Linked DNA regions of Homo sapiens: region 2 is linked to region 1. A link is a loop called in an ENCODE intact Hi-C map of the cell type or tissue named here. Cell type or tissue: heart right ventricle. All regions are shown on one strand. Each heading gives the region's core, and the rest is flanking DNA. Links, peaks and the distances in the headings are about the cores only.

The links. Hi-C counts contacts between places; a loop is a spot of excess contacts. Peaks named below come from ENCODE experiments on the same cell type or tissue, not always from the same donor. Only the 100,000 strongest peaks of a DNase experiment are listed, where the experiment ranks them.
Region 2: a loop joins it to region 1, with 1.8 times the contacts of the local background. A loop is called at or near these places in 1 of 110 quality-filtered maps.

The regions. Positions count from the first base shown.
Region 1 is chr2:12,137,377-12,152,811 of GRCh38, reverse strand. All of the region lies in intron 2 of MIR3681HG (MIR3681 host gene), which reads right to left. Among named protein-coding and RNA genes, the nearest start is that of MIR3681, 54 kb to the left of the region's middle. RefSeq lists silencers at 1,113-1,313, 2,663-2,863. In heart right ventricle, for the core only: no CTCF peak of the experiment used is centred there; no DNase peak of the experiment used is centred there.
Region 2 is chr2:11,980,171-11,995,605 of GRCh38, reverse strand. No RefSeq gene overlaps it. Among named protein-coding and RNA genes, the nearest start is that of MIR3681HG, 19 kb to the left of the region's middle. In heart right ventricle, for the core only: no CTCF peak of the experiment used is centred there; a DNase peak (open chromatin) is centred at 6,322; H3K4me3 peaks cover 581 bases.

The DNA.
Region 1 (15,435 bases), core at 6,764-9,263:
TTTTAATAGTGCTACAGGGAGAGTAGAGGTAAATGTCTACATTCAAAATGCCATATTCAATGAGAACCCAGTTTTTTTTTCTGTTTTTCATAAGACCAGATGGCACTATCTCAAAAACTGAGATTTTCCCCTAAAATCATAACATTTTAATTTTGAAATGACTATAGATACTCCTAAAGTTAGAGTTTGGTCATACCACATAAACTAGTTATTTCTTTTCTTTTTTTTTTTTTTTTTTTGAGACAGAGTCTCGCTCTGTCACCCAGGATGAAGTGCAGTGTTGTGATCTGGGCTCACTGCAAGCTCTGCCTCCTGGATTCACGCCATTCTCCTGCCTCAGCCTCCCGAGTAGCTGGGACTACAGGCGCCCGCCACAACGCCTGGCTAACTTTTCATATTTTTAGTAGAGACGGGGTTTCAACATGTTAGCCAGGATGGTCTCCATCTCCTGACCTTGTGATCCTCCCACTTCAGCCTCCCAAAGTGCTGGGATTACAGGCGTGAGCAACCACACCCAGCTTAACAACTACTTTGCCAGCTACTGATTTAGCTACTGATTTAGCTGCTTTTCATGAATTATCTCATTTAATACTTAGAACATTTCTATTAGATAACTATTAATGCCTCTTAACAGATGAGAGAAGAAGCAATAAATAATTGTTCAAAGAAGACACCCCTAATGAATGGCCACACACATACACACACAGCCACCTGGAACCCAGCCCCTATTTTTCAGATTATAAACATCAGATTATAAATTAACAACAGATAAGACAACTTTCCTTTGACCACGGGAATGTCTTTTATTATTGTTATTGTTTTACAGATGCTCTCTAGGTCGTGGTCTGAGGAATGTTGCTCCCGTCGTAAGGATGAGGCCACTCCCCTAAGAGAGCTCTAACCCAAAGGGCAGGTCACAGCAGGCTGTATTAATCACCTCAGTCTGGCCTCTAAAAAGAGCACTGAAGGGGAGGCAGCATTTTGGAAACTAAAGTTTGTCATTTGTCAACCTCGGTTAGGTGTCTGGACAATGGATACTTAATCTGGCTGATGATAAGATACAAGATCCGTGGTCCCACCCCAGATATTAAAATACACCAGGAGGGAAGGCAATGAACAATTTCCCTCATGCAGTTCACATTCTGTTGGAATGAGACATCGAAAGATGAAGAGTCAGGCAAAGTAGCAGAAGCAAGTGTGGGCCGTTAGGTGCAATGATGTCGTTCTGTCCAGAGGAAGAAGACACACAGGAGATAGTGAAGTCACCAGCTGTCAAGTGTATTGTCCATGCAATGGTCAGAAACCAGTAACCAGTAAGCCAGACAAAATGTATTCTTTTTCCATTTTCTTTATTCATTTTTCCCCAGGCTCTGAATATGGATTTTGAAGATGTGGCGCGTCTTAATGCCTCTGACCAGAGGCAAATATAATGGGGTGGGAAAGCAGTCAAAATATAATGGGGTGGGAAAGCAGGGTTCACCTGGGTCTCTGCATGGCAGTGGGTGCTGCAGTTAGAGGGTGGGGCCCCAGAGGGCCTGGGCTGAGACCCAGGATGGCAGAGTCAGGGCTGCCCAATCACTAGCCCCCCTGGAGCCAGACAGTGTCCTTCTATAATTTGGTTCTATGTTTCTGGAGGATCCTATATTTTGCTTTAAAATGAGTGGCCCTATCCTTATATAGTGGTTCTTTGATTGAGTTATTCATGTTCCCTAATATATCTGGAGATGTGCCATGGATATTGGAATTTGGGAAACTGACGTGGCCCATCTTCCTGGAATGTTGATTTTATTTCATGGTAAGCACTTTTAAGAATTAATCTTATATTTTAAAAACTGGGTTGTATTGTGGGATAGAAGGCAAAATTCACTGCAATATGTTTAAAGATGAAAGGAATCATTCTAAAAAGCATTTTCATAAGCAGAGAATGCTTGGAACTCTGACCTGCAGAAACCCACTTTCTCCTGCCTTTAAGATAATGTTTCATTTATTCACATTTCCATTATCAAACATTGACAAGGTTCCTGATATATGCCAGGCACATTTGGTAGTGAGAGCAATGAGATCCCATTCTCATGGCGGTTACAGTCTAGAAACAAGAGGACACACAGTGCTGACACCTGAGGAGGAAACAAAGCCAGCAGGAGCCAGAGTGAGTTGAGGGGAGGCTACTTAATGAAAGTGAGTTGGAAAGGCTTCTGTGACAAGGTGCCATTTGAGGTAAAACCCACATGTTGACAAGGAACCAGCCATGTGAAGAGCTGGGAGCATTCTAGGCAAAGGGCAGAGCCAAGCAAAACCTCCCTGAGACATAAAGAAGCTGGAGTGCCCAAAAGTAGACAGCAGAGCAGGGAATCTGCAGCTTAACAGGTGCGCATGGGGAGAAGCAGGTGCAACAGAAGTTGCATCAGAATCACCTGGTGAGCACAGACAAAAATGCAGCTTCCCCGGCTCCACCCAGATCGACAGATTCAGAATCTAAGAGGCAAAAACCCAGAATTCTACATTTTAAGATTCTCCAGGTCCTCCCTGACACACACACACACACACACACACACACACACACACACACACACACACAGTTAACAACACCATTTTAAATAAACTTAAGTTGAAACATTTTTGAAACACAGTCATGTGAGCTACCATGATTGCTTGGGAATTTCTTCCTGAATAAGCCCATGACGTTGTACAAGAAAGTGACAGGGCTGTCTTCCAAAACTCTATCATACATCTTTTCCTGGTGAACCCAAACCTCAGATTTTCTTTATCTAGTGGAACTTTCCAGGAAACAACAAAAAAGTGATTCACTGCAAGGGAAAAATGGGCTGTTGTTTCAGAAGAGCAGACCCCTATTGCACTCCTGGGCTGTGTGGCAGCCTGCACTTAGTTTGGTTTTTCATATGAAATAAAGAAGCACTGGGGTTTGATTGGGCAACAGCTGTTCTCATGAATTAACTATCTCTGAATTTAGAAAATTGCTGTGTTCACCAGATTATCTTCCCAGCTGGTTAAATGAAGACAAACAGAGACAATTATTATAATTTTGTGCAGTTGTGGGGGTTATTCCGCAAAAGTTACAGTATTTCTATATTTTTTACATTAGAGATAAAAAGAGATGAATGACTTTAATTTTCTTGGAACTTCAATTACAGGGCTTGAATTGTCCCTGAGATAAGGGAGAGAAGTTGAGAATTCCCAATACAGAGCCATCCTATTAAAGATGATCTCCAAGATCAGTAATGCAAACAGAACTGTGGAGCATGCCAAGAAACTCAGATTTGCTCTTATTTTCAATTATTTTAGTAGTTACTTTTTGACATTTACCAACTTCTCAATAAGGAGAGTGTCCATGAGGTCTGTCAGATACATAATTTGATGCTGACAGTGATCGTGACTTCCAAAGGGAATCAGATGTTACTCGGGGTTTTAGCTTCATGTATCCCTCACCTGTCCTACAAGGAGAAGAGAGGGAGGGGAGTCAGTTGTTTCAACCAAGAAACAGAGGAAGGTAGTTTAACTGAAGCTCAAGATTAAATCTTGAGTTACCAAATATATAACTGTGGAAGCTATATAAAACACAGTTTATGGCCAGGCACAGTAGCTCACGCCTCTAATCCCAGCACTTTAGGGAGGCCAAGGCAGGCAGATCACGAAGTCAGGAGTTTGAGACCAGCCTGACCAACATGGTGAAACCCCGCCTCTACCAAAAATACAAAAATTAGCCAGGCATGGTGGCATGTGCCTGTAACACCAGCTACTCAGGAGACTGAGGCAGGAGAATTGCTTGAACCCAGAAGGCGGAGGTTGCAGTGAGTGGAGATCGCACCACTGCACTCCAGCCTGGGCGACAGAGACTCCATCTCAAAAAAAAAAAATACACAGTTTATGTCACTAAGTTTATCCCTTTGATTCTCACACAATGACCCTGAGAGGCTACATCTGCATTGTTAAAGAAATTGAGACCCTGAGAGATTCAAGTTTACCCCAGAGGGTCTGCCTGAAAGTAACTATGTATTCTCAATCTAGATACTAGATTCTACCATATGTCGCACTTCACAAAACTGCCAGGCTTTTCCACCTCCGTATCTGAAGAAAGGAAAAAAAATTAACTTCATATAGACAGCCATGAGGTGAGAGGTAGGAAATTTGGGGTCTTATTTTGGATCGCTTACTAATTTAGTATTTCCCACACTGGTCCTAGTTTAGGAGAATAAGCAGACTTGGATGGAATGACTTGTCTAAAATTAATCAATTCTGTGTGGAAGGACATTCTAGAATATGTGCATTATGCAATGTGTATATATTTATATATGTTTGTATATATGATGAAGTCTCATCCACGGTTTCGGAGGATGTCCATAACAATCGTATCCAAGCCTCTAGGCTGGCTGGTCCAATGGATACAGCGTTAGAATCTACCAGCTCTTCAAACAGTTTGGACCTGATAGATTCTCAAAGACATTTTTCTCAGCACTTTCCTTCTTTTCATTTATATATGTTTTAAAGCTATAATTTTGCACTAGCTTGATTCACCCAAAAGGTAATCTGGAGAATAGAAACTTCCACTTTTGTTCCATAGCCAAGTTATCACTGTGAGTCAAGTGTACAGGAAGGCTCAGTTGATGAATGTTTCACAGGGACGCTTTATTCCCATGGGTGGACACCATGTGTGACATTGTCAAATAGGGGCCCAGAGGCTTTGGGATCATGGATGTGAGTGCGCCTCCAAACTCAGTGTCACTTTGCACTTGCGATGTACATATGTACACCCCTCATTCGGGAGAATTCTACTTCTGAGAACCGCAAGAAAGAAGTCTTCCCATTAAGAAACCTAGGAACTCATGAGTAAAATTGACTTAGGGCATAGTCATTGGAAGTGAATCTATAAAAGCGTTCAGAAATACTACGTGGTCCTTAAAATAAAACAATATACACGTAGACATTGAAGATACTATGAATGGCATCTTAGATTTCTCAGTTCAGTAAAATGTAATTCAGAATAACTGCATTACACTCTTGCCTATATCTATAACTGTATATGCCATTTAACCAATCTGCATGATTTTCTTTTGGTGTCTACTATTTCATCGGAACATTCAGTGCTTTTCTGAAGAGAGGGGGATTTCTTATCAGGCTTTCTAAAAACAGTTCAAACTCAAACATTGAATAATTTTATTCTGAACGATTTAACTCATAGCCTCAAAGTTTAGAAACACAGTAGTATTAAAAAGTTTCTATTAAATCATGAAGGCCGGGCATGGTGGCTCATGCCTGTAATCCCAGCATTTTAGGAGGCTGAGGTGGGCGGATCACCTGAGGTCAGGAGTTCAAAACCAGCCTGGCCAACATGGTGAAACCTTGTCTCTACTAAAAATACAAAATTTAGCCAGGCATGATAGTGAGCACCTGTAATCCCAGCTGCTTGGGAGGCTGAGGCAGGAGAATTGTTTGAACCCAGGAGACGGAGGTTGCAGTGAGCCAAGATCGTGCCAGTGTATTCCAGGCTGGGTGACAGAGGGAGACTGAGTTTCCAAAAAAAAAAAAAAAAAAAAAAAGATGAATCATGAGTCTCCAAGGTTAGAGGAGAAGTGGCTCCCATATGTATGCTTGCACAATAAGTACTGTTGGGCTTCATAAGGAATAGAAATCATTTCTGATTGCAATAATAAAAAAAATTGCTTATTACGTTACAATGCAATTACTCCAAGCTTGAGGTGGCATTTGAGTTCTCCATGAAGACTAAGCAGCATTTTTTAAAACTAGTATAGGGAAAAGGAAGTGTGTGAATAAAGGGAAATCCTCCAGGCAGGGTTGCAGAGGGGTCGGGGAGGAAGGCTGCAAGGTATATGCAAACTCACGGAAGAGGCAAGTTCAAGAGGCCATGGTGGGAGGTGAGACTGAAGACCGTTGCAGAAGCTCTTACCGCTGTACTTTCTGAGATAAACAGTGGAGAGACTTTGAACAGGCGGCTGCCTGTTGAAGCGATCCCTTCCGATTGTTGCTAGAGTCCCCAAGCATGTGCTGGGCCATGCACTGGGCCGTAGGTCATGACCATGGCATTGGCATGACCATGACCCCTTCTGTAGTATGATAGGAAATATATTTGGTCTTTGTCCCTGATAAAGAGCTCCTAAAACACTTGGAAGTTCCTGAGTGACAGGTGTATCCTTTGATATTCATAATGAGTCCCTTTTGGTCATACCTGAGTTTATACTTATGAGATGACTGAGGTTGGGGCCCCAAGATAGCCTCTGGATGGGACTGGTCACCAGAAAGACCAAGTGATTCGAGAGTTGGAACTTTCGTCCCCACCCACTGACCTCTGGGGGCTGGGGTGAGCTGGAGATGAAGCTCTATAAAAGCTCTTGAACAATGAGACTTGATGAGCTTCCAGGCTGCTGAACACGTGGAGGTGCACAGAAGCCCCCACCATCCCTCGCCCTCTGCAGCTCTCCCATCATCTCTCTGCTTTGTGGTATGTTTTATAATAAACCCATAAACACAAGTAAACTGTTTCCCTGAGTTCTTTGAGCCATCCTAGCAAATTATCAAACCTGAGGAGGGGGTCGGTGGTGGGAATTTCCGATTTACAGCCAGTCAGTCCACCGCACGGGAGGACCAGATTTGCCACTGGCATGGGAAGGGACTGTGGTCTTGCAGGACTGAGACTTACCTTGCAGGATCTGATACTAACTCCAGGTAAATGGAGTTAGAATTCAATTAAATAGTAGGACACCCAGATGGCATCAGAGAATCAGTCAGTGTGAGGGAAAAAACCGTACATGCAGTGTCAGAAGTGCCCCGTGAGAGTGGAGAGAGACCATTTTCACAGATCTTCTCAGGCCTCTGCATTGCAGGAGAGGAACCAGGAACTGCATTTCCCAGGTCCCCTTTCTCCTGCTGGTTCTGGGTTCCAGATGAAAGGGAGAGCGACTTTAGAGAGGCATGGAAAGTTGAGAGAAGACAGTGCCCGCCGGAAAATGTGTGGAAGGAGTGGTTCAAACAGGGGCCAAGCACACTTCCCAGGAGGCCCATCTTCATTGCTGCAGGCTGCAGGCCTTGGTGTGGCCTCCCTGACTGGATCTCCCAGCCGTCCAGTGGTTCTATAAGCCACTGCTTCCCTGTATGAACACCCTTTCTTTCTTGGAAAGCACAGGGTATCTCTGTTTCCTGACTGACAGTTTGGATGGGGAGAGACTGCCGGGAAGAAGAAGGTTTAAGAGGCATATATCAGTCTGGTGTGCAGTACTGGGCTCAAAACCAGAAACGAATCTCATTTTAAGCATCTCATATATTCACCCTTGATTGCTCAGTCACTCTGCACCAAAGTCCTCCTGATCACCCTTGGAGACAGCCAATTTCACCTTAGTCAAGGTAGGAGTGGGAGGTGGCTCACTCCCAGTTACATTTACAAGCCAAATTCCACCTTTGTCCTTTCCCTCACTTGGCTTTACCAGGCTGGTATCTATATTTCAACCCTTAACTTCATTGGACAACATCTGTATTTGAATCCAGAAGGTACATGGCTTCCACGGGGACAATTCTGATCCACTTTGATGGTTGAGCACTTTTTAATGTCAGGATTTCAGTGAAGTTTGAGAGAGAGAATTCAATTAGCCCAGTGTATAAGAACCTCTCATCAGTAAAGCTGACACAGTTCTCTCCTCAAATGTATCCTTCTTCCATCTCTACTGACTCAGAGCAAAATGACAAGCTTCCATGCCAGAAGAAACAGGCAGGAAATCTGCAGTCACCGAGTGTGGGGTAGGGAGCAAGGGAAACAGTATTCCATAATTAATCTATTAGGGTGGTATTGCAGACGTTCTCCCATTCTCTCTCACCCTCGCATCAGGAGAGTTTGGTATAATAGCCCCAGTTTGCTCAAAACTCTAGCTCACAGTTAAGAAACACCTGGCCCAGCAGCATGCAGCTGGCTGGAAAGTGGCAGGGCCATTTCTCTCAGGTTCCAATGTCCCCCAGGATCGTACTCCCTCCATTTACCAAGTGGTCCTGAACCCCTGAATCCAACTGATGAGCAAGTTCCCAGGCCAGTATTCAACACAGAGCACACCCAAGAGAGTAGATGCCGACAGGTGTGGGGCAGCAGGTAGAGACAGGTGTGCACTCCAAACTTGAATTAGGACATATTTTAACCAAAAGCCTTGTATGCTTCTAAACATAAGATGAAAACTGGAAGTAAATCTTGAGTGAGGTACTTCATAATGAGTTCACTTGGCTCTCCTGAATCCAATATTGAGGAGTTCCGCTGAATGAAATTCACTAGGAAAGGCTAGAAACAGGCTCATTATTTTTATTACCCTTTTAAAGGTTTCATTTAAATCCCAGGATTGTAATATACGTCCCATGTCCTGAAATTGTAAATTGAATCAAGACCAAGAAACTGGCCCAGAAAACTCGCCTGAGCTGCTGAAAAGGGTGATGCTTGCGGATGTGATTTCCATATGCCCGTGACATTTCTATCCCAAGGCCAAGTCCCCTGTATCACAGCTCTACTCACAGTGCAGGCATTCCTCAGCCAGGGCACCATGTGTCCTGAGGCTGAGAAAGTAAAGCTGTGGGTTCTGCAGAGCCACCTGCTCATTGTGCCCTGCTCGGGGCTGAGGAGCGGCTCATTTGTGGCCCTCCATGGAGCAGAAAGTCCAAGTGACTTCTTACAGTGGTGAAAGGAAAGCCTTGCTTTGCCTTTGTTTCCCTTGAGGACTTTCCATCACCTTCAGAATGAAGCTCAGGCTCTGCAACTTGGCATTTGATGTCCTTTGTGCCGTGACCCTGCCTTCTTCTCCAGCCACATCTCCTGACCCCCACTTCTCCCTGTGCCCCCCATAAACCCTGGGACCTCTTCATTGCCCACTGCTTTTCCCTTTTCAAGCTTAAAAATCTCCCCAAACTATTAACATATGATCTTCCAAATCCCAGTCAAGCAATATCCTCATGCAAAACTCACCTCTGCAATGACAATTTCTGAAACTCCCCAGAAAGCATTTTCCCTCCCTATGTATTTCCCTTGCAGCCAATGAATATCTCATGTAAAATGGTGGTGCATTCCCTTACAATCATTTCTTCCCATGTGATCCTCCAGATCAAGACCATGTACAACTCACTTTAATATTTGCTGGCCTGTCAGTGTGTTTGAAACATGTTAGGCACACAATATGTGATTTTTAAATAAAGTTATCCATTGATGATGTCCCTTAAATGACACATTTAGTGCTTTAAAGAGATTCCTGGATCTGGGATTCCAGGGCAGGACAAGGGAACATTGTCTTCTTCTTCTCTAACTCCTCCTTAGCCTCTTCTTGATCCAGCGAGAAGGAAGCTCGCTGGGTCCTATTACCTTTGATGGTGAAGACTTCCCACCAATAGACCCCAGGATAGCCACTGCCAGATGTAGCCCTTGTTGAATCCGTTTGTAAATCATTGAGTCAGGAGGTCTTTAGAGTTTGAGGTTAAAGTTCCCCATGCCATTGATTTGACAAAGGATGTTTTCCAGATAACCACCCCTGGAATCTTCAGAACTTAACCCTAGACATTGTATAGCACCTAGAAGCCCTGATATCAGAAGATGAAGTTTAGACAGGAGACACTCAAAGCCTAGGGTGAAGATTTAAACAGCAGACATGATTTCCATAGGAATAACTGTACCTTGGCAGGAGCCCAGCAGAAAATGGTCCTAGGATATGGCTGGAAATTAGAAAAGAAAGAAAGAAAGGAAAAAAGCAATGCAACCCCATGTCTGCACGAAGAAGGTATTTCTCTTTGCTGGAGTGTCTCAGAAGGATCAAACATGTAATTAGGAATAAAATATGTTTCCCCTGTCTCTGCCACTACCTAATCGCTAATTAGCTGGACTATATGCTGTTAGAAGAAAGATATGAATAATGTTTAGAGGCCTTCAGACAAGGATAACAGTCATAGCAATAGAGGAAACCAAGTCCATTGGTGTGTAGAAAAAGATGCTTGGTTTCTGAGACATACTTATGTCTGTGATATTTAACCAAACATCTCTTCACTGGAGCCACCTCGCTCTAAATACCTTTATCTGATAAGATGCATGATTTCCTTTTAGAAAAATCTATTTTCCTAGATTCCACTTTTAAACTAGATTGTAATCCTCATTTTCTTTGTCGGGACATTGAAGCTCTTGAGGCTGAGAGGAAACCTTAAGCCTCTGGAGACAGGATTTGTTCCTGCTTTGACAGTGGCCCTGATTAGAATCCTGCTGCACGCTGCTGTGCAATCTCCCTTCTTGTTTATTGCACGGACCATGATGAATGGCTCCTTTGTCTGGCTCTCCTAACTACACCGTCCCCCTTTGGGGCAGAAACTGGGTGTCCCCAACTCCCAGCCCTGGGTCTAACACAGGTCAGTAAATGAGTGACTTTGCTGATGGACCTCATCTCCCAAAAAATGCTGCCTCTTGGGGACAGGGGATATTGGCACCCTCCCTGAGAATTACACAGGAAGTGCATCTTTCGGTAAGATTGCATTTACTGCTTCTTCAAAAATTAAATAACACCTTATTTTTTTCACCATTACATTGTAAAAAAAAAAAGTAAACAGACTCAAAAATTGTCTGTGCTTCATTGAATCAAAGCATTAGCATATGCAGGCTTATGTCATCAGTTTTCATCTGATGGTCACAGAGCAAAGTCCCTGCAAAATGACTCTTGCCTTTCATAGATAATTTTAGATTTTAATTCATTTTTTTCTCTCCAGTAGATAAAGTGCTAGTGCACTTAGCCTTAAATAACATGAGGATGTCAAATTACAATCCAATGTCTTGAAAAAGGGCACCACCTATGCGTTGATGGAGATATAAAGACTTCAAAACAATTGCAGGGAACTCTAGAGACAGAATGTATGTTAAGAGGCAGTATCTTCCCTGCTTCATCAGTTTTTCTATAGTCTGAAAAAAAAGATGACATCACTAAATCTAATCATATTTGTCATGTCCAATGTATTCTATTCTAAACTTAAAAATAGCATATTAAATATTGCTGATCAGATAAAAATTTGAGCATATTACTAATGTTTTAGCTTATTTCATAAAAAAGACATAAACAGTATTTCCAGGACTTCTAGAGATGTATTGGGATGAGCATATGTAGGGGTGCATAAGGACACAGCACTGTGTGAATGCATCTTTATGGGGGGGCTGCATTTTGTTGGAGGATGCTTTTTAAAGGACAAATATCTGGCAGCAATCACAAATTCTGGATCATGGTTCTCCATCTGGTTGGATTTTGAGAGCTTGGGAATTGAGGCCCCAGTGGGCTTGTGGAAAATGCAAGAATGTCAATGGCCATGGCAGTTCTCCTTTCAGCAAACTCACCCCAACCCCCTTCACAAACACACACACACACACACACACACACAAATATGCATGCACGCAGTCTAACCCAGCTTTGTCCACAGGCTTTGAGAGTGCTTTGATGATTGGTCTCATTTGACTCCTTCTGTACAATGAATGTGGCTAAACAAAAAAGAAACCTCAGAAGATTCTTTCAAGCTAAACCAATTAGATCCAGACAGGTAAAATGAAGTTATGGATCCAGGGATTCTGAAAATACTCCGAAAGACATTTGCGGCTCCTGTGAATCAGTGGCACAGTTGAAAACACCAGAGTAAGAATGTCTGCCCAGTGTGCCACAGCTCTGAGCAGCAGCACACTGCCAGAGCCCTGGGCAGCAGGCCAGAGGCCCAAATGGAGGGTCCCCTGGGGAAAGGGAAGGAACACACTTCCCAGCTCCCCAGCTGCTAGGAAAGTACCTCCATAAAGACATCAGGACCTTCCTATTTACCAACTGCTCTATGCTTAGGTATTCATCCATACATGTGAGTGAATAAAGGTGAGTTTGGTCAAGTACTGTGCCATGTATCAGGAATTCAGACATAAACCACATACTGCCTTTGCTGTTTGGTGTCAAATGCAGCACAAATAATGATAAGAATAGCCACATTCATTGAAGCTGCTATGCTATGCTATGCTCCTAAAATTCATTACCTCAAAATCTCAAAACAACACTGCAAGGACAGATTATTTTCCCTCATTTTTATGCTGAAGAAACTAAAGCATGGGAGGTTAAGAACCTCATAATCACAGAGCTCCAAATGGCAGGGTAGGATTTGAACACAGGTCTATCTGCACCTTACCTAAGTTTACTAACCTATTTCACATGTAGCCTGTTTCTCCAGGTGTTAACATAGCATCTGCATTTCACAGGCTTTGTTTCCAGCTCTAGAGGGACATCCTCAGTTCCCTGCAATGCCCATCTCACCCTGGTGTTATTTCTCAAGGTCCCCAGAGAGTGTCTTGGAAATACTGCAGGATACCCTGTCACGTATCTCATGACCTACGTCCTTTTTCTCCTCCCTCCCCCCACCTGCCGCAGTGTCACCTTTTCCAGCCACCACCGTGAGGGTGACCCACATGCCAGCTTCTCATAGGGGCCATGGGAAGGCCAGGAACCTCCAGGTCCAGCCCTCTGTACAGCCAAGCTGACCAGCAGGGCTCAAGCAAAAAGAAGGCCTACCTCATCCCATCAACCTCACACTTTGCAATCAGGGCAACAGAGCAGAGCTCCTTCTGTCCATCATGGCGGTAATGATGTCAGTTTTCTGCTTGAGGACAATCCAAGTGACACACACCATATTATATCCTGAGTAGCTCTTCCCTCAGGCTCTGTTAGTTAACTAAACCTTTGTCCCTAATTAACTTTCTCTTCTCATAGGTTGTGTTTTCTTCAGAAAGCTGAGGCCCCATGCATGTGCCAGATGTGCCAAGTGAAGCCCAGTGGTGGTCAGATGTCCAGGAGACCCAGACTGGGCTCCCTCACTACACACACACATACACACACACACACACACACACAAGCACACACCCTTCTCAAAGTGAATATCTCTTCTGTGCAAAGCAAAAACTGTGTATCTTTGCCAGAACAGAAGCTATAGTTTGTGTGTGACCCATACTTAAGCCATGCAAACAGCTTTTACCTTGAGACTGACCATGCAAATGGACATATCCTTTCCAGGAAAGGGTGCGTATCCTAAGCTTTGTCTGAAAGCTCCAGCTGCGGGGAATGCAAAGAAGAAGGCCAGGGAGGATGGATGATGCAGTGCTCAGCCATGTTGAGGATCCTAATGCAATCTCCCCTTTAAGAAGAGGGGACAGGGGGTTGCTTCCAAGATGGCCAAACAGGAACTGCTCCAGTCCACAGCTCCCAGCGAGATTGACATAGAAGACAGGTGATTTCTGCATTTCCAACTGAGGTACCTGGTTCATCTCACTGGGACAGGTTGGACAGTGGGTGCAGCCCACAGAGGGCAAGTTGAAGCAGGGCAGGGCGTTGTCTCACCCGGGAAGCACAAGGGGTCGGAGGATTTCCCTTTCCTAGCCAAGGGAAGCCGTGAGTGACTGTACCTGGAGAAGCAGTACAATCCTGTCCAAATACTGCACTTTTCCCACAGTCTTTGCAACCACCAGACCAGGAGATTCCCATGCCTGGCTTGGTGGGTCCCACACCCACGAAGCCTTGCTCACTGCTAGCACAGCAGTCTGAGATCAACCTGGGATGCTGAAGTTTGGGAGGGGAGGGGCGTCCACCATTGCTGAGGCTTGAGTAGGTGGTTCTATGCTCACAGCGTAAACAAAGCAGCAGGGAAGCTCGAATTAGGCAGAGCCCACCGCAGCTCAACAAGTCCTACTGCCTCTCTAGATTCCACCTCTGAGGGCAGGGCATATCTGAACAAAAGGCAGCAGACAGCTTCTCCAGACATAAACATCCCTGCCTGACAGCTCTGAAGAGAGCAGTGGTTCTCCCAGCATGGCGTTTGAGCTCCAATAACAGACAGACTGCCTCATCAAGTGGGCCCCTGACCCCCAGTAGCCTGACTGGGAGACACCTCCCAGTAGGGGCTGACAGACACCTCATACAGGTGGGTGCACCTCTGGGATGAAGCTTCCAGAGGAATGATCAGGCAGCAATATTTGCTGTTCTGCAGCCTCCCCTGGTGATACCCAGGCAAACAGGGTCTGGAGCGGACCTCCAGCAAACTCCAACAGACATGCAGCTGAGGAGCCAGTCTGTTAGAAGGAAAACTAACAGAGAGAAAAGGAATAGCATCAACATCAACAGAAAGGATATCTACACCAAAACCCCATCTATAGGTCACCAACATCAAAGACTGAAGGTAGATAAAACCACAAAGATGGGGAGAAACCAGAGCAGAAAGGCTGAAAATTTCAAAAACCAGAATGCCTCTTCTCCTCCAAAGGAACACAACTCCTTGCCAGCAAAGGAACAAAACTAGATGGAGAATGACTTTGATGAGTTGATGGAGAAGTAGGCTTCAGAAGGTCAGTAATAACAAACTTCTCTGAGCTAAAGAAGCATGTTCTAATGCATCACAAGGAAGCTAAAAACCTTGAAAAAAGGTTAGACGAATGGCTAACTAGAATAACCAGTGTAGAGAAGACCTTAAATGACCTGATGCAGCTGAAAACCCATAGTATGAGAACTGTGTGAAGCACACACAAGCTTCAATAGCTGATTCGATCAAGCAGAAGAAAGGATATCAGTGATTGAAGATCAAGTTAATGAAATAAAGCAAGAAGACAAGGTTAGAGAAAAAAGAATGAAAAGAAACTAATAAAGCCTCCAAGAAATATGGGACTATGAGAAAAGACCAAATCTGCATTTGAGCGGTATACCTTAAAGTGACGGGGAGACTGGAACCAAGTTGGAAAACACTCTTCAGGATATTATCCAGGAGAACTTCCCCAACCTAGCAAGGCAGGCCAACATTCAAATTCAGGAAATACAGAGAACACCACAAAGAAGCTCCTCGAGAAGACCAACCCCAAGACACATAATTGTCAGATTCACCAAGGTTGAAGTGAAGGAAAAAGTGTTAAGGGCAGCCAGAGAGAAAGGTTGGGTTACACACAAAGGAAAGCCCATCAGACTAACAGAGGATCTCTCAGCAGAAACCCTACAAGCCAGAAGAGAGTGGGGGCCAATATTCAACATTCTTAAAGAAAAGAATTTTCAACCCAGAATTTCATATCCAACCAAACTAAGCTTCATAAGTGAAGGAGAAATAAAATCCTTTACAGACAAGCAAATGCTGAGAGATTTTGTCACCACCAGGCCTGCCTTACAAGAGCTCCTGAAGGAAGCACTAAACTTGGAAAGGAACAGCCGGTACCAGCCACTGCAGAAACATGCCAAATTGTAAAGACCACTGATGCTTTGAAGAAACTGCATTAATTAACGGGTGAAATAACCAGCTAACATCATAATGACAGGATCAAATTCACACATAACAATATTAACCTTAAAAGTAAATGGGTTAAATGCCCCAATTAAAAGACACAGATTGGCAAATTGGATAAAGAGTCAAGACCCATCAGTG
Region 2 (15,435 bases), core at 5,154-7,653, 160 kb after region 1:
CATGGGAGATGTAGGAGAGGTCAAGAATATTCCCAAAGAGGAGGTTCTTCAGGCCTGCATTTTTTTGGTGGAAGACAGCCAGCTTGAGCTAGTGTGGCTCCAGAGAGTGTCTGAAAGCAAAACTTCCAGTGAGAGTTGGGGGACTTGAAGTCTACACTGGAAATGAAAATGTTATAAGAGGAGACTGTTGGAATTGAAAACAGACTTATTTCCAAGAGTTTCTGCACGTAAATCACAGTATTTTTTTTTTACAAGGAAAGAAAGATATTCTTACTAAAATGAAAGTGATTTGATATATGATCCTCAGAAGCAAATACTCCTCAGGCTATTAAAGCAATAGACTTGAGAGAATGTGATATTACATCTAAAAAAATCATAGATGAAGAAACATATCATGAAGCTTGGGTCTATACAGTATCAACTTCGAAATAACAGTCAGTCAAGTAACCAAGATTTATCTTCTTAATGCCAACAAAATGGTGTGGCTAGCTTTCTCCCCCACTGAAACTGTCTAATTGATGTTAGTGACTATATTAGTTTGAGTTGCCATAATGAAATACTACAGACTGACTGGCTTAGATAACAGAAATTTATGTTGTCACCATTCTAGAGGCTGGAAGTCCAAGATCAAGGTGTCAGCAGGGCCTGTTTTTTCTGAGGCCTCCCCTGGGTTTGCAGATGGCTGTCTTCTCACTGTGTAACTCACACAGTTGCTCTGAGCTCTGTGTGTCTGCGTCCTCATTTCTCATCTTCTTATAAGGACACCAGACATATTGCATTAGGACCCACCCATATGACCTCATTTTACCTTCCATATCTCTTTAAAGGCTTTATCTACAAATAGAGTCACATTCTGAGGCACTGCTGGTTTGGACTTCAACATATGAGTTGAGGGGCATGATTTAGCCCATAACACTCTGCCCTGTCACTCCACAAAAGTCATGTCCTTCTCAAACACATAATATATTCATCCCATCCCAATATCTGCAAAAGTCTTAACCCATTCCAATATCAACTTCAAAATCTCCTCTAAATATCACCATATCAAGTAATATAAAACTCAAGGTACAATTCATCATGAGGTGAAATTCTTCCTCAACTGTGGACCTATGAAATAAGACAAGTTATCTGCTTCCAAAATGCAATGGGTAGGACAGGCATTGGACAGATATTCCCATCCCAAAAGGGAAAAATCAGAAAAAGGGGTGACAGGTCTCAAGCAAGTCTGAAATTTAGAAAGGCAAATACTATTAGATTTGAAGGCTCAAAAACAATCCTCTTTGGCTCCATTCTCTGTCCTCTGGACCACCAGGGAGGCAGCCCTGTCCCTGAAGCCCTGGGTGGCTGCCCTGCTCCCAAGGCCCTGGGTGGCAGCCCCATCCTACGGGCCAAGGAGGAGATAGCCCCACCTCCTGGAACGCCCTCTGGACCCATGGTGGCAGTGGCAATGGTATCCCTGCTGACCTCTGAACTGCTTTTGCAGTTCTTCTTCCCTCTTTTTGAAGGATAATGCATGTTTACAGCTGTTCACAGCTGGATAGCTCTATTGGTCCATCCCATGGAATCTCAGAAGCCTGATATCCTCCCTTCATTCCGCCCCATCTCTGATCCTTCAGTCCAAGCTGGCAGCATTGCTGCTGAGATGATTGATTGGATCCATGAGTCACACCTGTAATCTCTTCACTGCAGATGATTGTCAAACACAACCTTGATGTTCTCTCCAGAATGCACTTTCTTATTCCTTGCAATATGGATAGACTGAGAATTTTCCACATCTTCAGGTTCTGGTTCCTGTTTGCTTAATAATTCCTTCTTCAATTTCTCTCCCTCCTCTCTCACATTTTACTATCAGCAGCAAGGAGAAACCATGCAGTGCCTTTGATACTTTGCTAAGAATCTCCTCAGCTAAATATCCCAGTCGATCACTTGAAAGTTCTACCTTCCACAAAATACTGAGAAACAATGGAGGCAAGCTCTTTGTGATTTTAAAACAAGGATCATCTTCCCTCCAGTTTCCAATCATATATTCGTTTCTATCTGAGCCTTAACCAGAAGCACCCTTAACGTTCATCATTCTACCAACAGCCTCTTCAAGCAAACTCTGCTTTTTCTAACATGCACCTCAAAAATTCTTTCAGCCTCCACTCATTACCCAGTTCTAAATCCACTTCCCGAGTTTTAGGTATTTGTTAGAGCAGCACCCGAATTCTCAGTACCAAAATTTGTATTAGTCAGAGTTTGCCAGAGAAACAGAACCCTTGAACAACACAGGTTTGAACTGGACAGGTCCACTTATACAGAGATTTTTTAAAATAAAAGTTTCACCAAGTGTGCCTGTTTCTCCTGCCTCCCCAGGAGGACAGAGAGAGCCTTGACAAGTCCAGTATTGGCAGGGTAGGCTGTCAGGCTGGAGACTCAAACTAAGAGTTGCAATTCAAGTCAAAAGGTGGTTTGGTGGTAGAATTCCCTCTTCTTCTAGGGATGTGAGTCTTTTTCTATTAAGGACTTCAAATGATTGGATGAGGCTCACCTATATTATGGAAGGTAATCTGCTTTATTGAAGATCAGGAAATTATTGTCTCACTCTTTAAATGGACAGATGCAAAGCCTGGAATGCACAGAAGACTTGGATGTCTATTGGGGCCTATACTAAGATGCCTTTCATTGGGGAGTGGATGGTATCTTTCTTGTTCTCAACACATGCTAAAGCCAAAGCTTGAGTTATCACCATGAAAATTGAAGTCTAGCAGCAGTAAAGACTTTCTTAAGGCTACTGTAGGAGCAGAAGGAAATGTCACAGTCTCCTCTAGGAATGCCACTACTATTCTTCTAATGACATTGTAACTAACTCTGCTGACAGGCACAGGTCTGAGAAAGATGCTCTCCAGCTCTAAGATCCTATAAAATGTAATTGAAGTTGCTGACCCAAACACAGAGATCATTACTAGTATTAATAAAAGGTCTCTTAAAAGTGGGGGAAAAGTCTTTTCCCTGCTCCACAGTTTAGGCTTAGTAGAGAGGAGATTTAGTAATTTAACCTTGTCTTCTGAGACCAGTGAGATACAGATCTAGGGAGAGGATTTGTACAGTTTCCACCCTTGGAAAGAAAGGAACAGAATGAACTAACCAGCTGCCCAGCACAGGGCTCTTTTCCCATGCATTGTCTCAGTCTTTCCATAAATCCTGCAGCACAGATATTATCTCTACAGGGGAACAGTCGTGAGGGTTGCCAACAACTTGGAAATTAGGGAAGTAAAGTTAATAACAGAGAGTTAATAACAGTATCAGAGACACCAGCTCAGAGCCGAGATGTTGAAAGTTAACTGAAAAACAGAGAATGGCTTGAAAGCCAAGCTATTATATTAATAACTGGAGACATTAATACAGGTGAAGTTAAGCAGGACACCTGGTCATTCCTGGAAGCAGAGTAAGAAGAGCACAGAGTAGTGCCCATATCAGCATATCAGCAATGGCCAGGGAAGAAGCAGGTCTAAGGGCTCAACCCTTGCAGTCTCTGCGGCAAATTTAGTTCAACTACAAAAACGGACGGAAGAGGCTACTGGAGCACAGGGCCATGGGACACTTAAATTATCTAACTGTATATAATCATACTCTGAATGCATTTTCACCAAGGAACTTTGATACTATCATTGACTTTCCCATGTAACTTGCCCACAAGAAGAGAAGTTGCTATTTGACTAGTGCAAATATTTTGGCCAGTGTGACAGATATGTCTCTCATTCTAATTTAATATGCAATGTATTAGGCTGTTTTTGCACTGCTATAAAGAAATACCTGAAACTAGGTAATTTATAAAGAAAAGAAGTTTAGGCCGGGTGCAGTGGCTCATGCCTGTAATTCCAGCACTTTGGGAGGCCGAAGTGGGCAGATCACGAGGTCAGGAGATCAAAACCATCCTGGCTAACACGGTGAAACCCCAACTCTACTAAAAATACAAAAAAAAAATTTAGCCGGGTGTGGTGGCAGGTGCCTGTAGTCCCAGCTACTCGGGAGGCTGAGGCAGGAGAATGGCATGAACCCGGAACCCGGGAAGCGGAGCTTGCCATGAGCCGAGATGGGGCCACTGCACTCCAGCCTGGGTGACAGAGCGAGACTCTGTCTCAAAAAAAAAAAAAAAGAAAAAGAAAAAAGAAAAAAAAAGAAAAGAAGTTTAATTGGCTCACACTTCTGCAAGCTTCACAGGAAGCATGGTGCTGACATCTGCTCAGCTTCCGATGAAGCCTTAGGAAGCTCACAATCATTGTGAAAGGCAAAGGGGGAACAGGCATGTCACATGGCAAGAGCAGGGGCAAGGGAGACAGAGAGGAGTCAGGGGAGGTGTCACATACTTTTAAACAACCAGATCTCATGTGAACTCAGAGCAAGAGCTCACTTGTCACCAAGAGGATGGCCGAAGCTATTCATGAGGGATACACTCCCATGGTCAAAACACCTTCCACCAGGCCCCACCTCCAACTCTGGAGATTACAATCCAACATGAGATATGGATGGGGACAAATATCCAGACTATATCACATTGGAAGTATGGTTTTTACCTCAGCCTTATGAGCTTGGTTAATGCGAGTCTGCACCAAGAAATGGAACACAATCTTAGTGAATTGCCCTTATAACAAGGCTAAAGATCAGACCTTACACCATGAAAAATTCTCGTTGATACTGACTGCCTTGTGAAACATCTTGGTAGACTAACAATGGATGTTGCTTGGCCTTCTCATACGCAATCCTATTTGAAAGTTCACACTATCATATGTGTTGTAACTATCCTTCTCAATAATAATTATTTGTCTAGGAAACTCCTACTTATTCTTTAAAACCTAATAAAATGTCACCACAGCCATCCCTGACTTTTCCAGGCCAGAATTAACCACTTCCTATTTCATAATCCTATACCATTATACACGTTTCTCTGTTCACTTAATATATTGCAGTTTACATAGTTGTCTCTGAGGCCATACTCTGGGCTGTTTGAGAAAAGTAACGAGGTCTTATTTTTTATTCTTAGTTTCTTGAAAACAGCAGGTGTCCAATAAACATTGGTGAATTAATAAACAAGGTAATGTAAATCCCAATGGTTTATTCTAATTTGTGGCAATCAATAATTTAAATCAACTTAATGAAACCACAGAAAAGTAAGTCTAATTTTCTATAACAAGTACTGATTAATTGAACTTCCCTAAAATACAAAATTGGAAAAGGAAAGAAAAAAAAATCAGATTTGTGTAATGACAGAAAAAGCATAAAGTTTGAAGCTGGGGCTATCTGGCAATTATATCCCAGATTTACCTCTGCTACCTTCCTTGAGCCTGAATTTTCCTTACCAAAAAAAAAAAAAAAAAAAAAAAAAAATCTATGGTTGCCAGAAATTAAATAAGATAATGTAAATGTAAATAAAGTAGATAGCAAAGGCCATGAACACAGGGACTTAATAGAATAGCAGGAGCTCAGTAAATGTTAATTCCTTTCTTTTCTGGCCCCCATGAAGCCATTTTCCTGAAAGTCAAAATTAGATAATGCATTATACCAGGATTCTTATTCCCTCAAGATAAGAATTCTCCGCTTCCTAAGGAATGCTTATTCTTTCAACCAGCTGTCCAATGGTCAGAACCTCTCCCCTATCTGACTTTCCCCAAAACAGAAGCGCAGGAAAAAATAAGTAGGTAACTACCAGTAGCAATATCCATTTAACAAAGGTGTGAGGGTAGGGTGGGTCCCAAGGACAAGAACCCTGTCCCAAAATCTGAGTAATAATAACTATTTGCTGCCCAGGAAATTGCCTATGAGCTTGCTGGGTTGAGTGGAAGTGCACTGGCTCCAGGAAGAGGACATTACAGGGCAGCCAGGCTGAGGCACATGGTGTGGGGACCATGGTCACTGGGATCACCACGAGGTCAAGGGATCCCTCAACTCTGGGGCCACAAAAGGCATCCCTGTCCTCTTGGTCATAGACACAATAATAAAATGGGTTTTGCTGTTTTAGACAAATCTGGATATAGGGAGGGGGACATAGTGAAAAGCAAGGAAAAATTCCAAGGCCGTTTCCTCCCAGAGGATGTCCACTTTGACATCCAAGTTGGCCAGGTTGAAGAAATAGCAATCCTTGAAGCATGCTGTCTGTGACAGGGAGGAACTCCTCCTTCACTTCTTGAGTGTTTCAAGATGTATCTTTATAAGTAACAAACTAAAATGAAGATTAATGGGTGGAGGGAGACATGGAGCCAAATCTTACCCCAACAGGAACCACACGGCGGGGCACGCCACAGCCTGGGGAGTTTGGTCGGGAGAGTTGCCGAGATGGCTGTCAGAGCAGCAGAGGAAAGAATCCATCTCCCTGGGCTGGGACCGATTCCTTCTCATCTCCTGGAGGAAGACAAGGATTTCCTCAAATAAAGTGAAAGTCTCCTTTGGTCCAAGGTCACGGACATCCTTGTCCAACTTTGCTTCCGTTTACACACAAGGAAATGAGAACACTGAAGCCGATTAACTAAAGATGAAGTAGATGTGGTCCAAGTGTAAGTTTGAGCCAAAAATGTTCCTTCAAAGTCCAGTCCAAGAAAGCTCTTTCTAGATTTGGTGTCAGCATTTGGATTTTCCCCCAAAGATTTAGTCCATATTCTCAATAAGGAGAGGCTTGGGATTGGGAGGGGTGGAGAATTAGAGATGTAGTGTTGAGAGCACACACAACAGAGCAAGCTCTGGAGTCAGACAACGTTGGCTTCCGATCCTGGCTGTACCGCTAATGACTGTGTGATCTTAGGCAAGTATTTTAGCCTCTCTGAGCCTCAGTCTCCTGTCCTGCAAAAGTAAGCTTGACATCGTCGTTCTCACATTGTTGTGCAGATTAAATGAAATGACATATGCAAAGGTGCATAACACACAGCCCTGGAATGTCATAGAAAACACTCGCCAAATGTTAGTTTCCTTCCTTTTCAAATTACCTATTTAGAATTTCTGAATGTATTCGTACTGAGAAGTACTGTTGAGAAGGGTGTCTTCAATTATACTTTATAGAGAATATGAAACATATGGGAGGAAGATATTGATCCCAAGCTGCCAAAATTATTTTTGTGGAAAGAAAATTCAGAATCACTCCAGATCCATACTGCACTCTTAGCTGCAGGTGCGCCTATGAAGTCTTTGACAAAATTAAGTTGAATATATTCATTATGACATAAATAGAATTCGGGGAGCTACTTCATTCAGGTTGGAGCTATGAGTGGCACCATCTTCTGCAGAATCACTCCATCGGGTATGTATCAACACATTTGAAAATGTCAGACTGAAAAGAGGAAGTTTTCTCTCTGGGATTTGAACACCTGGTGTGAGAAATCTAAGAGAAAGGTAATGGCAGAGAAAGAAGAGATTAATTTTTATTCTTTATGTATAATAAATTCAGTCACCACCAAACAAAGCAATAGGTCTTCCTTTCAATGTTGTCACTTGAAAGATATTATTAAATGGCCTTTTCAAAATAATCCATGTAGCATATTTGCACTGAAATAGTGAGTTTCTGAGACACGCACAGGTAAGAGGGTTAGGTGCTTCACAATGTCATGCAACTCCATCTGCTTAGAAGTGGCTGCTGCTGGGAACTGTGAAATCATGACGTTAGTGTACTGCAGGGGCCAGGGGGCCAGAGGGAGAAAATGAGCATTTATTGATTGTTCTGCTATGTGCCTGGCACAGGGTTTGGCACTCAGAGATGTTATATTGCTTGAAATGCACCGCATTTTTGTGAGGTCGAATTACCACCTCATTCTAGAGAGGAGGAAATTGAGTCCAATGAAATTAACTAACGAGTTGATGGCAAGGGTTGGATTTCAGCACGAATTCGTCTCACTCCAAAGCCAAGCCTTTTCCATGGCCACATTGCCTGCCCAAGACCCCAAGTGGGCTCCATTCACCCCACTCTTGCTCTAAAGTTGAAGAATTTCCAGCCCAGAAAGCTGAAGTATATCACTTTAAGTCAAACTGAACTCATCCTCAAGGTTGAAGTAGAACGCAACGTCTGTAAATGCTGGCAGAGTTCATTTTCCTCCATGTCTCCCTCATGGAAAAGGCCACTGGACATGGACATCATGAATCTGGTTCTCCCCTCCCCAGTCACCTCCAGCTCAGTCAATAGAACCACCACGTGGAACCACCACAGGCTCCAGGCAACCTTGGCATCCTCCTACAGCTCACACATCAGCACATCTTAGTATCTTTACCTTCAAAAGATCCCTCAAGTCCACCCACATCCCACCCCCTCCGCCATCAGCCCCACTCCATGCCCCCACCATCAGCTTTTGCCTGATGGTTGCAGTCTCCTAACTGGTAGCTCAACTCCTCCTTGTAAACCCTACAAGAGCCAATCCCTCCAGATGGATCCTGAGTAGCTAACCAGGCCTAAATTCAAATTACAGACGAGCAGCCATTTGTTGACAGGAGGTCAGGCATGTACTCTGCATGCCCAGAAAACTCACATCATCAAGTAACTTTGGGAGTTTCATAGCTGTCTGTTCCTGCTCATGCCGCCTGCATCAAAGGTGCTGGAAAATCCCATTTTGCCTCCTATACCTAATCAACGGACTGTGACCTGTGTCAGCCAATCAGAACCAAACAAGTTTGCATCCTTCTTTTGCATAGTGAACCAGAGTGGGAACCTGGGCAGGAACGTTTTCTATAAGAGACAGCCCCTCTCTTTGTTCTCCCAAAACGCCCCTCTGTTGTGTTCCAAAAGCTGCCACTCCCAGTTTGCAAACTACACTGGAATTAAGTCTCATTCCTTTAAAAAACAAAATCATTTCAAGGGATTTGTTGACGTACTCTTCACTCTTTCCTGTCTGGTTTTAGAGCAGCTTGAAGACATTTTCCTTCACTCTCTCACTCATTCACTCATTCAACAAATATTTTTGAGTACCTATTGTGGGCCAGGCACTGTTATAAGTGGGAATTCAGCAGTGATAAAAATAAGCTAGAATCCCTGACCTCACGAAGCTTACAGTTTAAAAAGGGGAACAGGCAATTTACAAAGTATGTAAAACATAGAGTAAATTATATAGTGATACCTTCCAGGAAGAAAAACAAAGCAGGAAAGGGTGCCAAAAAAGTCTCTCTAAGAAGGTAACTTGGCTGTGAATGCCCAAGGGAAGGGAGGAGTGAGCCTGAGCTTTGTGTCTATTTGGGAGAAGGACGTTCTGTGCAGAGGGGACCCAGCGCCAGGGCCTGGGACAAAAGCAGGATGGGCACATTCCAGGAATAGCAGGGAGGTGGGGCCAGGGCTAGAACAGAGAGAATGAGGGGAGAGAAATAGGAGACACCTTAGAGGAAGCCCTCCAATGGTAAAGAGTTACCCTTGGCTGAGCCCCACACACATACCAAAAATCCTATGGAGCATTTTGCATTTATTTATTTATTTCTAATTCTCATAAATCAATAGCCTTCAAAATATCCTTACTTTTCAAATGAGAACATTGAGATTGGGAAATGTTCAGTGACTCGCCCAGGGTCACACAGAGCCCAATCTGTCTAATTTCATTGCACTATAGCTGCTTCTCTATTGATCTGGGTTTGTGCCATGATACTAAGTCAGGGCATGGCTTAAGCAAAATCCGCTTGGCTCTGAGGTCAATCACAGATTGAATTATGACCTCAGTTCTGAATTAGAAAGAGCTGCTAAGAGCAGACTGTGAGCTGAAACCAAAACTCACTGTGAACAACAGCCTTAATTGGGCTCTATGTTCTTAGAGACTTGAGGTTCAATTTCCATGGACTTCAGTTTCTCCAGTGTAAAATGAGATTGGAGTTCATCAACTGGTCTCTAGGCTAGAAAGGCCCTTAGAGATCATGCAATTCAACATCCTCATTTGCAGAAGGTGAGACAGTCTCAAAGAGGAGGCATGACCAGCACAAGGTCACAAGGTGGGTCAAAGGCAGAGCTGGGACTCCCACCCAACTCAGTGCTCCCCCCACCTCAGGGCACACACCTGCCCCCGTGGAGACATGTGAATGACCCTGCCTTTGATTCAAGGTACTAGAGTAAGGGGAAGGGAATGAAAACTGGGGCAAGTGTTTCAAGTGAGTCCTTGAAGGAAGCTTCCCTACCCTGGCACAATGCTCAGTCCTTCCTCACACCTGGTAGCAGCCCCCAAAATGATATGTCCGCATTCTAATAGCTGGACCAGGGGATAATACTTAATATAGCAAAAGATGGGATTAAGTTTATGGTCTTGAGAGGAGGAGGAGGAGCTCATTCTGGATTATCATGGGGGGTCCTAAATGCACTCACAGGTGTCCTTCCTGAACAGCAGTAAGAGTCTTGGGACAAGGGAGGCAGAGAATGAAGTGGTGGAGCCATCAGCCAAGGAATGCCTGGAGCCACCAGCAGCTGGGAGACACAGGGAACGGATACTCCCCTAGAACCTCTGGAGGGAGCACAGCCCTATTCATACCTTAATTTCATTTTCTGCTCAGTGAAACCGATTTCAGACTGCTAGCCGCCAGAGCTGTGAGAGTAGACATTTCTGTTGTTTGAAGCCCCAAGTTTGTGGTAATTTGTTCCAACAGCCCCAGGAAACGAGTTACCCCCATCTGCTAACTTCTTGCTGTTTTCCCGACCTCTTGCCACTCTGTCTACTCCCTTGTCTGAATGGCCCCAGACTCCAGCTGCAGATACCTTATCCCCCTCCACTGCCGCTCTCCCCTCAGCCTCAGCCCTTACCTCTCCAGCTTACTCTCTCTTCTCTGCCCCTTGCCACTCATCCTTCCCAGCTCTTCCAGTCCCCAGAACCTCCCTTCCCAACAGCAGCTCCCCAAGGCACCCCCTCCCCTTCTGCCTGAGACAACAGTGGGCTGGAAGCCTCTTCCAGCAGCGTCACAAATCTTCATTAGGGCCATAACGATCACTAATGTGCTGGAACCGCAATGGTCTGTTAGCAAGCTTTGTCAGCGGCAGCATGAGGGATGAGGGCCCGGCTGCCAACCAGCCCCCGCCCCCCACCCCTGCCCCCCAGTTGTCATTGCCTCGCTGGTGAGTTTTATGAATGAAAGAAAGTACGATGGAATTGCTATTAGGATGAACTCAGCGCTGGGCCAGCATGGGGGCTGCAGCTCCCTCTCTTAGAGTGGGCAGAGCTGCTCCTCAGTACCGTAAGAGGCACCACCGTTAGTAAAGCTCCCTCTAACCATCCAAACCAGACCACGAGCAATCCAGGAGGCTTCCCACATAAAACAGGAGACGCTCAATTAAATTTGAATTTCAGATGAGCAACAAATAAGTATGAACCATGCAATATCCAACACATATCTATGCTACAAATGTATTTATTTTTTATCCGGAAGTCAAAGTTCAGATACAATTGGGGCATCCCCTATTTTTATTTGCTAAATTCTGGTGACCCTAGACCTGGCCGGGGTCTCCGCCTGGCAGCTCTGGTCAGTGTCCCTTATTCACCACATCACAGCCTACCTTTAACAGCAGCATCCGCCCAGACCACCAGGAGCAGCACTTGGACAGAAGCCAAGGAAGCTGTGGCATTTTGAGGATTTGCTAGAATTCTGAGAGGCCCAGACAGGTAGGCTCACGAACTGAAACTTCGGCAGAGACAAAGAACTGATGTGCTGATGTGGTGGCCATGGAAAGCGGGAGACAGTAGGAGATGGCTAGGAAAGGCTGTGCCACAGTCGTGCGATTCATCCAATCCAGCCACCACGTGCTCCACACAGCACTGCCAGCACAGAATGGAGAAAAGCACAGTCTCTGTCCTGAGGGAGGCAAGGAGGATGCTGTGCAATTTCCCTCCCTAATAACCCTGAGGTGAGTGAGGGTGGACTCACCCTCACTCACTCTCTACACCTCCTCCCAGCTCCTGAAATCAGCGGCTGTTCCCACCGTCCCTCACCTGCAATCTCTCACACCAATCGGCATTTCTGTAACTGTGGTGCTCTGCTGTAAGCCCTTGTCCTGTCCCTCCACTTTGGATCATTGCCCTCCATAAACTTATTCTGTTTCAGGTCACCTGCCACCCAGCTGCCACGTTTCTGGCTCTAAGAAACCACAAACTAGATGGAGCAGCTCTTTTTACTGCTATTGATTGTCTCCCCTTTGCCTGCCCAATGAAGACCAAACTCATGGCATGGCACTTAGGAGCCTCTGAGCTCAGCATGGTCCCACCTCATCTCCCATTTGCCTCACTAGCCACCCAGTGCTAGAGGCAGTGGGATGGCAAGGTTCTAGAAAGTGATGTGGGTGAATTTCTTCCTCCTGCTCCTCTTAGAGAATCTGAGACCCAGAAGCTCTGGCTAAACCTTTATTATCCAACTTAGCCCAACATGACCTGAGAGAGATCTCTACCCCCTCCCCTAGCCTGCCTGGATAAGCCCATGCCAGGAAGTGTAGAGCCCCCAGGATGCTCTGGCCTGGCTCAGTGAGCTCTCTCACCTCTGCCTGAGCCACAGGTGATTTCAAAACTGGCCCAAAACAGTAAGGCAAGCAAGAGATGGGGCTGGGTGTAGAGCCAGGCAACCCGACTCCAGAGCTGGTGCCTTCAGTTGCTCTACTGTGCACAGCCCTGGGTGCTTCTTCACATGTATGGGATGTCTGTGTACAGGCAGCACTGGAGAGAGGAATCCACATCTGCTTCTTAAGGCCATGGGTATACAACTACCCTATCTCTGAAATTATACTACAACTCTGCAGGCCCCCAATTTTCCTCTCATTGATCCCCTCAGCATCTTTGTCTTTCCACCTATGTTAAAGTAAGCTGACTGTTAAGAGTCGCACACCCGGCCAGGTGTGGTGGCTCATGCCTGTAATCCCAGCATTTTGGGAGGCCAAGGCAGGTGGATCACCTGAGGTCAGGAGTTCGAGACCAGCCTGGCCAAAATGGTGAAACCCCGCCTCTACTAAAAATACAAAAATTAGCCGGTCATGTTGGAGGCACCTGCAATCTCAGCTACTCAGGAGGCTGAGGCACGAGAATCGCTTGAACCCCAGAGATGGAGGCTGCAGTGAGCTGAGCTTGTACCACTGCACTCCAGCCTGGGATACAGACTGAGACTCTGTCTCAAAAAAGAAAGAAAAAAAAAAGAGTCATGAGTCACACACCCAAAATTTCTGCGACTTAGCAACACAGGAAGGGTTTTCTTGTTGTTCATTTCAACACTTTGGTCTGGGGAGCTTTGCTCCAGGCAGTCACTCAGGGCCCCAGGCTGCTTTCATCTTGTGGTTCCAACATCCTCTAGGTCCTTGGAATTCTCTTCATTCAGAAAGTAAATGAGGTAAGGATTATATGTACAAGGTTTTTATGAACCAGGGCTGCAAGTGGGGCATGTAGTGGACATTGTGATATGCCACCCAGATGCCCCATCAGGCTGAAGGGCTGACTTCCTCAGTCAACAGGAGTATTGCTGGAAGCTCATCTTTACCTTAAATCACCTTCCGGAAATGTCCTGGGCTGAAGGGAGTTGCCTCACACAAGGTCTTATCCCATTTCTAGGGCAGATGACTGGTCAACACAGGGGTCTAAAGGCCTAGCTCCATCACCCTATCCTGCACCCCAGTGCAGAAGAGCCATCCCAGCCTTAGAGTTCTGCCTGGTCAGCTGAGGCCATAGCTGAGTCGGCATCACTCAGTCATCACAGTCTAACTTCTCCCTCCTCCCACCTGCTTCCTTCTCTTCCCTGTAGTTGGTCTCAATCTCAAGAGCACTCCCAGATTAACCTGCATGCTGATCTCTAGTTCAGAGGCTGCTTCCCAGGAGGCCCAAACTACATCTGCGCAGGTCACTTCTGCTCACATTGCACCAGCCCAAACTCGGGACAGTAGCCATACTGAGCTGCAAAAGAGCCCAGAGAGTATAGTCCTGTGGTCTATGCAGGAAAAGGGAAGAGCACGGGGACCAGCAAAGCACATGCCCCTTACCTTACACAACCTTTCAACCTTACAGAGCCCTATGATGGAATGGCCGGAGGGAGCATCTGAAAGTGAAAGTGGAGGAAACATTTGAACCTGAGATCATGAATACAAAGTACTGGGCTTGGAATCAGAATGTGGGATTTGAGCCCAGCCCTTCTACTTTCTAGGATCAATAAAATGTTATTTTTCTTTCTTCTGTAAATTTCATCCTCAAATCTATAAAATGAGACTAAAAATAGTGGAAGACAAAGCAGCTATTATAAGGATCAACAAGAAAATCTATGCAAAATCAATCATCCCAGCAGTTGGTAAGAAAAAAGTCCCTCTGTGGATACTTGGTGGGTCCAAATCTGTCTCCTGATGTCCGCTTGATCCATGTAAAAACAGTGACTTCTTTGACCCTAAACTTGTGGGTTGGGGCACTCAGGAATCACATCCTATCAAGAGTTGACCAAGTGAAAATGAACTAGCAAGCTGGAGGATTAAATATCATCCCTGTTTTGCTTTCTTTCTAACAAAACTGAAAATGTTTTCCTTTGGTATTAAACCACTTGATCTCGACTCCGGATTCTGCAACCTGAGCTGCCCCGGAGTTCTGTGGTTTGCATGAGTTGGACGGGGATCTGATGCCGGGATCTGGCGTCTGCTTGAGGTGGGCCTTTGAAGGCAGGAATGAGACTTGGCTGGCTTGGAACTAGAGGTTCTTCCAGGCTTCGGGCATGCCACTTCAGACGGTACAGCTCTCGTGGGAAGAGGCCAGCTGGGCAGGACAGACTGGGCAGGGGGTGAGACTGCTTCCTTCTTGCTTCATGATTTGAAACCAAACCAGTATAAACCTACAATATAATCAGAGCATTGAGAGGGCCTAGGAATGGAATCCTATCTACACAATACCCAGGAAAGAATGCTGGGATATCAGAGGCCCTAATAATTCACAGCCAAGGTTTCTGAGCCCGATCTTGGGGCATCCAATGGGAGTCAGTGGGGAATGATACCATTTTGCCCACAGTGATTAAGATCATGGGTTGTAAAGCAAGATCACCAGCATTTAAGTTCTGATTCTGTGGCCAGGCATGGTGGCTCACGCCTGTAATCCCAACACTTTGGGAGGCCGAGGCGGGTGGATCACGAGGTCAGGGGTTTGAGACCAGCCTCGCCAAGATGGTGAAATCCTTCTCTACTAAAAATAAAAAATCAGCTGGGCGTGGTGGCAGACGCCTTTAATACCAGCTACTTGGGAGGCTGAGGGAGGGGAATCGCTTGAACCTGGGAGGCAGAGGTTACAGTGAGCTGAGATGGTGCCATTGCACTCCAGCCTGGGCGACAGAGCGAGACTCTGTCTGAAAAAAATTAATTAATTAATTAATTAATTCTGATTCTGCTTCTTCTAAGCTGTGTGAATGTGTGCAAGCTGGTGACCTAACTCTTCTGTGACTTAGTATTCCCATCTCTAAAATGAAGATCAAAATGGTACCTACATCATCATGCGAACATGAAGATTAGATGGAAGATATCCATGA